Regions from separate parts of the Mus musculus genome. Here region 1 is linked to region 2. A link is a contact called in ENCODE Hi-C or POLR2A ChIA-PET data. All regions are on one chromosome and are shown on one strand. Each heading gives the region's core, a stretch centred on a gene start or an enhancer-like site at or near the end of the contact. The rest is flanking DNA. Distances are from core to core; before and after follow the strand shown.

Evidence for each region. Hi-C counts contacts between places; a loop is a spot of excess contacts on that map. ChIA-PET counts read pairs that join two places held with the same protein, here RNA polymerase II (POLR2A).
Region 1: a loop to region 2 is called in a map of heart, with 12 times the contacts of the local background. The contact joins the promoter of Armt1 here to the promoter of Zbtb2 in region 2. A Hi-C loop is called at or near these places in 10 of 37 maps with a recorded cell type or tissue (T-helper 2 cell, adrenal gland, gastrocnemius and 3 more). POLR2A ChIA-PET finds 5 or more read pairs at or near these places in 5 of 5 experiments (Patski and embryonic stem cell).

The regions. Positions count from the first base shown.
Region 1 is chr10:4,429,133-4,435,159 of GRCm38, forward strand. It overlaps Armt1 (acidic residue methyltransferase 1), which reads left to right and starts at 3,473. Exons shown (of 5, transcript NM_024261.2): 1 at 3,473-3,579; 2 at 5,696-5,801. The coding sequence starts at 3,539. Rmnd1 (required for meiotic nuclear division 1 homolog) reads right to left here and starts at 3,256. Exons shown (of 13, transcript NM_025343.6): 1 at 3,134-3,256; 2 at 1-39.
Region 2 is chr10:4,385,700-4,391,472 of GRCm38, forward strand. It overlaps Zbtb2 (zinc finger and BTB domain containing 2), which reads right to left and starts at 2,409. Exons shown (of 3, transcript NM_001033466.3): 1 at 2,146-2,409.

The sequences.
Region 1 (6,027 bases), core at 2,223-4,722, 44 kb after region 2:
CACATAGTCGGGTGTCTCAGAAACGTGTCTCTGCTAATGCTGTGAAGAAAAAGCGGAGAAAGACTCAGATGTGATGTTCTAGTACCTTCTACATTCTAAATGCTGTTTGACCTCACAATAGTCCAGAGGAGAAGACTAGAGGCTAGTTGCTCACGGTTAGGCTCAGTGGGTAAGCGTGCCTGCTGCTACACTTGATGGCCTAAGTTCAGTGCTCCAAACCCACATGGTAAGAGAGAATTGGTTCCTGTGGTCGCCCTCTGACCGACCTCCATATGCTGTGGTATGTCTGAACTCCACCTTCCCCGACCCCAAACAAAAACAAAGCAAGAAAGCAACCCTGGCTTTCCCTGTTGCTAGGACTATGTTCTTACCATTCTCTCTTAGTCACCCGTAAAGCCCTGTCAGAAGTGCCTAAAGGATATTAATGTAAAATTTACCCAGTTTTTTCTGTCAGTGCAGCATCTACAAAGCTACAATCTCCCGGTCTCCTCCCACATTCCTGATTTTAGCCATTACTCTCCAGACTCTGCCTATCTTCCCCGTCCATTCCTTCTACTACCCAAAGTCAACAACAGTTGTCCCCCTCAGCAGGACCTACAATTTCCAGTCTTTCCTCCCCAGTGTCCACGTCCTTCACACCCAGCTAATGTTCCGCGTCTACTATAACCCTCCCACTCACTGTGAACCCCTGCATCCTTCCGTACTCCACGGGGCATAACCTCAGTCGTAACTGAACAGGGTTCACCTGATTTAATTTGTGCCTACACTCTTGCAGCTCACTGGAGACAGCCAACTAACCTCCTCCTAGCTCCCTCTCCAGCCAGGGCCACACTGGGTCGTCTACACTGCTCAGGACCATATCTTCAGCAAAGTCTACTGCCCAACCCCTCACACTTTCAGGCCGCCTCCTAGTTTCTCACTCTCAATAATGACCTCAATTCCTCCTCCACTAACAAAACAGAAAGTTCTACAAAATGACTCCTCCGCCACCATCAGCCTGCACTCACTGCTCCTGTACCCGGCGATCAATCCACCCTCTTTAAAACTGTTATTATTTAACCGGCATATGTGTTTGTCTGTATGTATCTGTGCGTTACAAGAATGCCTGGTGCTACCGAGGTCAGAAGAGGGCACTGGATGCCCATCAACTCACTGCCCACTCCCTGAAGCAGCTTTTTATTTGGCTTCTAGAATACCACATTGGCCATTTTCCTTCGGTCTTTTTTTGCTGGTTCCTCATCTATTCAAGAATGTGATACATCAGGACTCAGACTCTGGGCCACTTCTCTTCCCAATCAGTCTCCCGGTGACTTTACCCGACCCCGTGTTTCATACGTCATCAGGATGAGTAGCACATATTTATCTCTAAATCCCTCTGAGCACCAACAATGTAACAAGCTCAAAACTGGGCATCTGAAGGCTTCCACAAACCACAGCCTTCCCTATTCAAGTGCCAGTCACATGCTCACATTTGCCTAAGCCCTAAACCCGGAAGTTGCTTCTGCTTTTCTCTTCAGTCCCTATTACTCGTCTGTCAGTAAATCCACTGGCCTTTTCTGACCAGTACCCACCGCAAACACTTTTGCCACCTGTCCCGAGTTTCTGGTTTTTCCCATGATGATTATAATAGCCATTTACCTGTTTATGATGGTTCACCTTTATCTGACTAGCCTCAGAACCACCATGGAGACTCACCGCTATGTCTGTGACAGACTTTCTGGGATAGGTTAACAGGAGGGAAGACCCCCTGAAATATGGATAGGACTATACCATGGGGATGGGTTGCCGGCTTTCACCACTGGACTTTCTAGTGGAGCAATGCATGGCCCCTGCCTGCTCCCGCCTCCATGCCTAATCTGCCATGCAGGACTCTAGATGAGCAGCAAACCCTTCCTCCCTTCAGCTGCTTCTCCTCAGGCAGCTTGTCACATGAAAGGCAACTGGCACACTGGCTCCCTGCCACTGTTTACAGCCTCCTACAGGTCATTCACAATGGACTACAGCAAAAATTCTGAGACCTTAACTAGAATCCTATCCTTTCCCAGAGTCAAATTTGATGATGGCTTTACATTTACAATAAAAGCCAATGCCCCTAAAACGCCCTTCTGAGCCTTCTGCAACACTGCAGCATTCCCTATAGAATGCCTTTGTTCCAGGCCCTCTGGGCCTTTCCACTCACCTGTCCACAAGCTCTCCTCCTAAGGACTTGACTCCCTCAGTGACTTGGTATAATACATATAACCAACACACATCCATCACATCCACTTTGGATTTTCAAGACTGGATTTCTCTGGATAACCTATAATTTCTCTCTTTGACTGGCCTGGAACTTGCTTTGTACACCAGGCTGGCCTCTGCCTCTGGAGTGACAGGATTAATACTTATAACCAACACTCATCCATTCTCTTGCTATTTTTTACTTTGTCCTCATATTTAGCACCACTTACATACCTTGTATTTTTAGCTTTTTAATTCATGCAATGACTACTCCTTACCGTGTGCAGTATGCTAGCTCTGGAAATGAGCAAATAAGGGATAATATATATTAGTTAGCGACAGTGATATCAGAAAGCAATAAAGGAGATTTTTGCCTCTCTTCAAAAGCAGGTTTCTGTGTTTGTCCCCCTATGCTCAGTGACAGTAGTGTCCTTGGGCACAGAGGCGTCAAGTAAATTTTTAAAATGAAACACAAGGGAGCTGCAGTTTTTGAGCATTATCCTTAAGCATAATATGTCCATGTGCCTAAGGATAGCACTAATTGCACTTAGTGTTTTAAGTTGGGAGTGGGACATGGGTAGGCCTAGGCGTTTGACGGCAGGGCTGGGGGTGGTGGTGGACATAACCAAAATATATTGTACATGAGATGCAGAATACCATCAATGAAAAAAGCGGCTGCATCCAGGTTAGATTCAGCGGGTAAGTGGGGCTGACCTTTGGGAGCACTTCTTCCAGTTCCTAAGTTCAAGGTGATTTCATGCACCTTGGCAGCTACTACTATGCCCTGCTTCCAACTCGGCGGGGTCGGGAGTGTTTGGCTTGAGGTGCTTCGGATTCCCGGCTAAATTCCCAGGCCCTGGCCGAAGCCCACACCTCCTCACCAGCTTCTCCGGCTGGGGAAGCGCGAAGCACTGACCTGTGCGCGGAGAGGACGACCGCGACGCCCACGCGCACGCTCCCGCCGCAGGAACCTCTGCGGAAACACACCCCGCCCCGCCCCGCTGCGGCGCAGGCGCACTGCAAGCCCCAGGCCGGCAAGCTGGGACACGTGACCGTCCGAACACGTGACCGCTCCGCGCCCCCCCCCCCCCCTTCCGCTCGGCGGGCTACCGCCTCCGGTCCTCCAGGGCTTCCGCTCGCGTAGCCGGAAGGCCCTTGCGCCCCATGTTCTGACCCTGGCCAGACCACCAAATAAAGTTTCTGAGTTCAAAAGCGCTTAAAAAAAAAAAAAAAAAAAAAAAAAGCTCCAACGCTTCCTTTCTGGAACCGCGGCCGTTGAACCCCGGGCGACGCCAGTTGAGTGGCTTGTGGTGCCGGTGTGATGGCCGAGTCCCCGGCGTTTCTTTCCGCTAAGGACGAGGGGTGCGTCTCGCTTTTTTTTTCTTGCGCTCTTGGGAGAAAAAACCCATGTTGGGTGAGGAAGCTGTGGGCGGTCGGGAGCGCCGGATCCTCAAGCTGAGAGTTCGAGTCCCACCTCGGTGGGAGAGAGCCGGCTCGCTGTGCTGGCCGGCGTCAGGACCTAGCTAGTTCCGCTGTGTACCTTCTTCCTTTCTGTCCCGAATTGAGACGCTGGGGCAGGAGTATTGCTGCGAGTTAAAGCCAGCTTGAGCTCGTAGTGAGTTCGAGCTCACTGTGGGATACATTAGGAAAAAGCTTGTCTCTAACAAGTGAGAAGGAAAGGCGCTGCGGGGGCCAACAATTAGGACTCATACCTACTGCGGTGTGTATTAATGGTATGGGTCAAACTAATAACTCTATATTTAAAAACGTCCTAATTTTGCGTGTGCGCGCACATGCCATTATTCGCGTTAGAGGTCAGAGGACAGCTCTGGAGCCGATTTTGTTCCTTCACCTCTCAGGAGTTCAACGAGAACTCGGTCGCGGGCAGCAGATTTATCATGTGCCTTTACCCACTGAGCCATCTCACTGGCCCCCAAAATAAACATCATTAGAAGTAGTTCTTGCAATTTTCATCTTTAGAGTTTTCCCCCCTATACACACTTCTCATGAAATTTGTTAGGCACAATCGATTCACCAAAACAGCTAATAGCAAAATGGAACAATTAGTGGGACGTTAGTTTACTTTAAATTTAATTAAAATTATTTAAAACTTACAGATCGTTGACTGCTGGAATTTTCCACTTGCAATGTTTTTAAACTGGTTGAGTGCCCCTGGGAAGGCAAACCTGTGGACAAAGGGGGAATTACAATATGCTACAACGCTGAGAGCAAAGTTATAAGTAAGAGCAGAAATAAGCATTGGCTAAGTAGCCAATCTTCTTGTCTGGCTGGATGGTTGGTTTTCTTTTGACACGGAGCTATTGAATTATGTAGTGAAGGATGACCTGGGACTCCCAATACTCCTGCCATTATACTCTGTGTCATTATAGAGGGAGACACCACTAGGCTCCAAATTCATATTTCAAATACTTTATTTTCAAATGATTTAATTAGTTTTTATGTGTTGGGGGAGTGTGGCACTCACCTGTGACATTACCCAGGAATGGACGTCAGAGGACGACTTGTGTAGGGAGTCCCCTTTGTCCTTCTACCATGTGGGTTCCAGGGATCGAACTCAGGAGGTTGTACTTGGTAGCAGGTGCCCTTCCCTGCTGAGGCCTGTCTCCAGCCCCTGGAATAGTTCCTAGGTGCTTAGGTGTGGCCTACCCTGCCCTGTAACTCTAGCTCTAGGGGATCCAGAGCCTCTGGCCCCAGCAGTCACCTGCACATACCCTACCCAGGGAAATGCAAATCAAAACCACTTTGAGATTTTCATTTCATCTTTCTAAGCCAGTGACCTAGGACCAGAGCCTGTTGAATTGCAAGACCTGTCCTTTTTTGAACTTAACCACATTGCTGAAGTCGTTTCTGATTTAGAAAAAGAAATTGAGTAGATGGAAAAGAAAATGATTCAGTCAAGTTCTGGGGCAGAACCCAGTACTACAGTTTGTGCAGTGGTCATGACAGTAGAGTTCCACATTGTCTCGGGTCTTCTGCCTTCTTCCCTCCCATCCTTCATCCAGCCCTCCCTCCCTCCCTCCCTCCCTCCCTCCCTCTCTTCCTCCCTCCCTCTCTCCTCCCTTCCCCCTTCCTCCCTTCCTCCCTTCCTCCCTTCCTCCCTTCCTCCCTTCCTCCCTTCCTCCCTTCCTCCCTTCCTCCCTTCCTCCCTTCCTTCCAGATGAATCTTATCTATCCCAGGATGGCCTTAAACTCCTGCTCCTCTTCCTGCTGTCCTCCTGAGCAGGGGTTCCAGCTGTGTGCCGCTGTGTTTTCTCCTCTTCTGGAGCTTCATTCGTACAAGACAAGTGAGCAGTTTAGGAGTTCAGTCTCATATCTATAAAGCAAATAAAACTGGTGTATTAAAATAGTCATATGAAAAGGAATTTGGACCCAAATGAGGTGTTCCAGAAACTAAAATTGGGCATGCCTTCTAGTGTCAAAGCTACTGAGTAATGCATGATATTGGACTCTCTCCTAGGTCCTTTGCATATCTTACGATTAAGGACAGAACACCGCAGATCTTAACCAAGGTTATTGATACATTGCATCGACATAAAAGTGAATTTTTTGAAAAACATGGAGAGGTAAGAACTATATTTCAGCTTTAATTTTGTGCTAGTTCTTCACAAGAATAACAGTATTTATAGAAGGTTTCCGCTCTCATGTAAAGACTGTTTCTGGCATAAATACTTACCTGCTTTTCTGTGTGTTGAGGTAGCCTCTGGTTGACCTGTGCACTAATAGCTTAGTCTCCCTAGACCTTAGTGGTCATAAATGATGGCCTTGACTTCTCTGAAGAGCTTTTGAGGT
Region 2 (5,773 bases), core at 1,159-3,658:
ATCCTGACCAAACTAAAGCTGTTACTATGAATGTCCCCACCCCCAAATTTGATTTTTTTTTCTGTTTGTAAGAAACCATAATAATGAGAATTAAAATGTCCTAGGGTTTTTTTCTTCTTTGAACAGGGTTTGTAGTCCTGAAACTCATTCTGTAGACAAAGCTGGCTTCGAACTCAGAGATCTGCCTGCCTCTAAGACTAACACACTTGCAAAATGTATTCTAATTTCATGACTCTCAGAATAAAATGTTAGTTGTACAAATGCCTTGGTCTGGTGGTCAGGGTCTATACCGACAGTGTCAACCACGAAGGACACACAGACCATTTAGACACATTGAGTTCATCCCTTCCGATAGCCTCAAATCCATTCTCTCTCTCTCTCTCTCTCTCTCTCTCTCTCTCTCTCTCTCTCTCTCTCTCTCTCTCTCTCTCTCTCTCTTTTTGAGACAGGGTTTCTCTGTGTAGCCCTGGCTGTCCTGGAACTCACTTTGTAGACCAGGCTGGCTTCGAACTCAGAAATACGCCTGCCCCTGCCTCCCAAGTGCTGGAATCAAAGGCGTGCGCCATCACGCCCGGCAAATCAATTCTCTTTATGCCATATTTTATTAAAACAATACACCCTGAAGATGAATAAAATCTAGGCGCTCGCGCTAAGTGGGCCAAAGGTATTGTATGATGATGGTGGGAAAGAACAATACTGACTGGGAGAGAGACTCCCCGAGGTGTGATTAAGTTGTTCGAGAAGTTGGGTGGGAAGTTCTCGCAGCAAATAGCCTGTCAGGCACAAGATTTTTTCCTCTTACTGCTCGGCTGCGGGATCTAATTTGCAGGAGTCTTTATAACCCACTACCAGCTAAAAGCAACAGAAAGCTTGCACCCTACACAGCTTTCAATTGTGCATGCACTCTGATCTGTGAACGAACGGTCTGGGAGCTTGTGCTTAACGCCTGCAGCAACCCAAACCCCTAACTCCCCGGCACAGACTCTCCCAGCCTGGCCCAACAGGCAGAGGAGGGCGCGACCGCTCCGGCTGCAGCCCTAGGCAGCGAAGACCCGCCCAGGAGGCCTTGGCCCCGCCCCGCAAGGGAGGGGGCGGAGCGGGCGGAGCGGCGTCCGGGTCCGCCCCAGGGGCCCAGGGGAGGGGGAGCAACGCACTCTGGTCGCGCCGCTCGCTCGCTCGCTCGCCCCTCCCTTAGGCCCCGCACGCTCGCGCCCGCGCCCGCGCCCGCGCGCCCGCGCCCCGAGTCCCGCGGCGCCCAACACAATGCCGACGCCTACGCCTCGCGCGCGCACCGCCCCGGCCGGCGCCACGGCCCCGGCGCCAGGGGCGTGGTGGAGGGGCGGGAGGGGGGAGGGGAGGGGAGCAGCGCGCGCGAGAGCCTCAGACAGCGCGAGACCCGAGGCCGGAAGCGCGCGTGCGCGCCCCCGCCCGCGAGCGGGAGGCGGAGCCGTAGCAGTAGCGACAGCAGCTGTAGGAGCCGCTGCAGCTGGGAGACGCGCCAGAGAGGCCGGGCCTGCTCCGGTCCGACCGGATCCCTCCCCTCCCCCTCCCTGCTGCCTCCCCTCCCCCAAACCCACTTCCGCAGCTCGCGGCCTGGCCGCCGAGGCGGCGAAGACAACAACCCCGGCGGGAGGCGACGGCCGAGTACGCACCTGATGGGCCCACCTGGCGGGGCTCCGGCGCGGGACCGCTCACCGGCAGCCGCCCGCTCCGGACGCCCTTGGCCGCGGCGGGCAGCAGACACCGGCGACTAGGACCGGAACGCGGAGCGCCCCCTCCCCTTGCGCCCGCCCTCTCGGCTTCCGTCCCCTCCCCCTCCTGCGAAGCCCCGGATGGAGCGGCCGCGACTCGCCGCCGCCCGGCTGCCTGGATGGTTTTGTCAGGCGGCTAGGGCCCCGGCGCCTGGCGCCGTCGCCGCCCCCGCCCCGCCGGGGCCGCCCCCGCCCCGGCGCCCCGCGCGCTAGGGCCCGCCGCCTGCCTTCGCCGGGAGCCCCGGGACCGGGAGTCATTCGTCGCCTTTGTTGCCACGGCCGCTGCCGGAACCGTTTGCGAGCTCCGGCGGCTCCCGCCCCTCCCTGCTGCTTCCCGGAGCCCGGGCCGGGGGCGGCACGTGGGCCCCGGGACGCGGTGGCGGTGCGCGCTTACCTGTCGCCGGTGCGGGCGGCCGCGGCGGGGCGTGAGAGGGGAGGCAGAGCCGGGCGGCCTGGCCTAACTGTCCCCGCCGCCGCCTCTGCCCCGCGTTGCTGCTGCTGCTGCTGCTTGCTGCTGCCGCCGCGGTCGGTGTCTCCGGCGCGGCGGCGGGCGGCGGCGGCGGGGCTTTTCCTGTCCGGTTACGTTAAGGTCACATGACCGAGAGAGCGGAGCGACTAGTGCAAAGCGGCTGAGAGCGGCTCCCGCCGGGGGGGAGAGGCGGCGAGAGAGCAGTGGCGGCAAGAGCCCCTCCGCCCCCCCAGCCGCTCCCCTCCCCCCTGCCCGCCCGCCTCCGCCTCCTGCTGCTCTGCCGCCGTCGCCGCCGCCGCCGCCGCTGCTGCCGCCGCCTGCAGCTCGGCGCTGCGGCTTCCACCCAGCCTGGGCTCGCGGCCCCAGCCAAAGTTCTGCAAGCCATGTGCAGCTGAGGCGAGGAAACTTCTCAGCGGCCGGGCCCGGAGGCTGGCGGCCCGGCCCCCTTGTTTACAGAGTGTTTAGGTAGGACCAGTCCTGCCGCTGCAGACGGTCTTTTCAGGGGTGCAGAGGGAGACGCATGCCCGTTCTCCTGTCAAGAGATGCTTGACATCTCTTGGCTCTCTCTGCCTTTGTCCTTGGACTGCTCCGGGTTAGCTATTCGTCCGAAGATACGGAGTTGGGCTGTTGTTGATCGGTGCTGGCTGAAAGTCATACAGAAGTAGCTATCGTTGCATGTCCTGTGTTGCGAGGTCGAGGTGCTTGCTGCGTTGCATAGGCGACTTGTAGGCTAAGCTGTTTCCGTTAGGATTGAGTGGGATACTTCCCTGCGCGTTAAGCTTTGTGGTGCTTTGCGCTGTGTGCATTTGGACAGGACGATACTCTGGTTGACTTTTGGTCTCTTGAGGATCTAGTGGAGTAGAGTCAAGAGTTGCCATCCTGTGGGGTGTGTTAAAGGGAGATTCTGAAACAGGTAACATGGCGGGGGAATTGGAATGCCCTGATTGAACCTTCTTAAGGGTTTAAAGTTGACCTTTTATGTTTCCCTTTTGCTAGAAGTTGTGCTTCAGGTAGTACAGTTTTATCCCTTTTGCGTGCTTGAGTTAGTGGTTTACTTTACATAGCTTAGATTTTACGCTTGTTTGTAAATAAGTGCTGGCAGCTAACACTTGGCTTGCCAGCACAGAAGTCTGTAAGGACCTTGATGCCAAACCCGTTTGGTTTTGAAAGTCAGACTCCTAGCACAATGCTGTACACTGACTGTGCGTCCTAGAAACCTCGAGTGAGTGTGCTTAGCAATCCAGTTGTATGTACACCTACTGATGACTAATTTCTTCGAGGATGTAAACATCTGTGTAGCTGTAGTGTTGCCCAGTGTGAGTAACAGATCCCGTGGATACCTGCCTTGAACTTTCCTAGCCTTTGATCAGCTAGATGAATGGCTTGTAGAGTGCTTAAACGTCTGCGTCCACAAACGAGTCCTGACCGTGACCTGCGAGTTCTAGGGCATTATCAGTAAAACAGCAGTGCTGTCCTTCACACTGGAATGCTCTATTTCCTTTAGAAAGAGACCAACATGAATGTGATTTGTTGTGTAGAGAGAGTCATGGTTAAGGTTTTTAGGTTCTTCGTTCTTTCAAGTTGAGATTGTGGAGTTCTTTGTGAAGGTGGTTTGATGGAAGGACGTCTTTGAGACAGAATGTCAAAAGCTATGCAACTCTTGGCTGCTTTGGAACTTGTCACAATTCTATTTCCTTTGGGATGCTGGGATTAGATTATAAGGGTGTACCACATACCATCTCTCTGAGTCTTAAGGAATAGTTTGTCAGCACTTTGTAACAGTTTCACAGAAACAACCTGGTGGTAAGCTCTTACTCTGGTTCTAAAGACTTGTGCTAAGAGCACATATCCCTGTTCCCTCAGGACCTGCTGGAGCAATATGTTGTCTAGAGCATCTTGGTCTCCATAGGAGCTGCTGCTCAGATTGGAACTGGGCTGTTTTGCTGCTAGCTAGTTTGAAGTCATAGGCCAGCCTGCTTGACTCACCAGATGTGCAGGGTATTTGGGTTTTTAGTCCCCATTGTGGCTTAGTAGCTTAAGGGGACTGTATGGGCTCCGTGTGTTTTCTCCTACCGTGTCTAAGTGGAAGCGTTCACATGGGAAGGCTAGGGAAGAGCAGCCCTTGCAGAGAAGGATCAGTTAGTGCAGGCCAGGACAATGCCAAGGACACTCCTTCCCTCTCTAGGAAGTCTGCTTGACACAGAGTCATGCCTGCCCCAAGTTGGATAGAAACTTGTCAGTTTATTGCTGATTTGGTATTTTGAAAATACATCTAGTAAATTGGGAGCTCAAACTAGTTTTATTTTAAACAATACTAACAATCTGAGTGGATTTATCAGGAAAAAAAAGTTATGAGTATTCTGTGGAGTCTTGTATGTAGATTAAAGATTTGGTTTCTGTTGTGCAGAGATACTGCCATAAAACCAGGCATTTATTTGCATGTTTTGAAGAGAATAGTTCCAGTGTGACAGGGACAGTGAACAAAAAAATTAGTAGTTCAGTACTTACCCTTTAAACCCATGGTTTTGGTGAAAACTTGGTGAATTGTGTGTGCTAAGGTTGGAGGTAGAATTTCCTTTAGACATTGGTAAGAAAAGTTAACAGGAAGAGCTTGGTCATAAAGGTGACTAGAATCCAGTGCTGCCTTCCACTAGATGTCATGAAGGGTGTCCTGTTGAGTAACCTCTTAAATTAGGACAATGGTATGCTTTTGCATGTTGGACTTCAGAGTGTATGTGGCATGCCATGCCCTTTAGTGCTTTGAGATGGGGTCTTTCTGTATGGTCCTGAACGTCCTGGAATGGACTGTGTAGACCCAGCTGGCCTTGAACTTAGAGATCTGCTTCTGCTTCCTGAGTGCAGGGATCAAAAGGCTATGCTAGCATGCCTGTCTCATGCCCTCTGTTATATAATAAACATATGTTGGGAAAGATACATTTTAGCCAAATATGGCACATACCTGTAATCAGCTGTCAGGTTGAGGCAGCAGCGTTGCTGTGGGTTTGAGGCCAGTCAGGGTTACAGAACAAGATCCAGTCTTAAAACAAAAAACAACAAACCCCACAAATAGAGCAGACACAAAACCAAGTAATTTTAAGACTGTTATATTTATTTCATTGGCTGTATCATAGAAGTGTTAGGAACTACCTACCAGTTAGGGGTTGGTTACATCACTGTCCTTCGAGATGAATTCCCTATGCTTCAGAGAGCCGCAGTAGTTAAGGGCATGCAAATCTGTGAGAACTCACTGAAATGCTAAGGAATGAATGCCTTTTAAAAATACTGTGTGGCATGCATGGGGGTGTGCTGCAGCCCATGTTTGGAAAGCAGAGGAATGCTTCGGGTCCATCCACATTTAGGGCTCTGTAGGGTTGTGAGGATCAAACTCAGGTCATTAGGCTTGCACAGGCGACTCTGCCCTGCTGAGCCACATCTTAAATTCTCTATGTTTGTTTTTTGTGCGCTCACTGAAGTCTGAGGTGTCAAATCTCTGGAGCTTAAGTTAGGGAATAGTAGTTAGCTACTTGCTGTGGGTGCTGGGAACTGAGTTGTT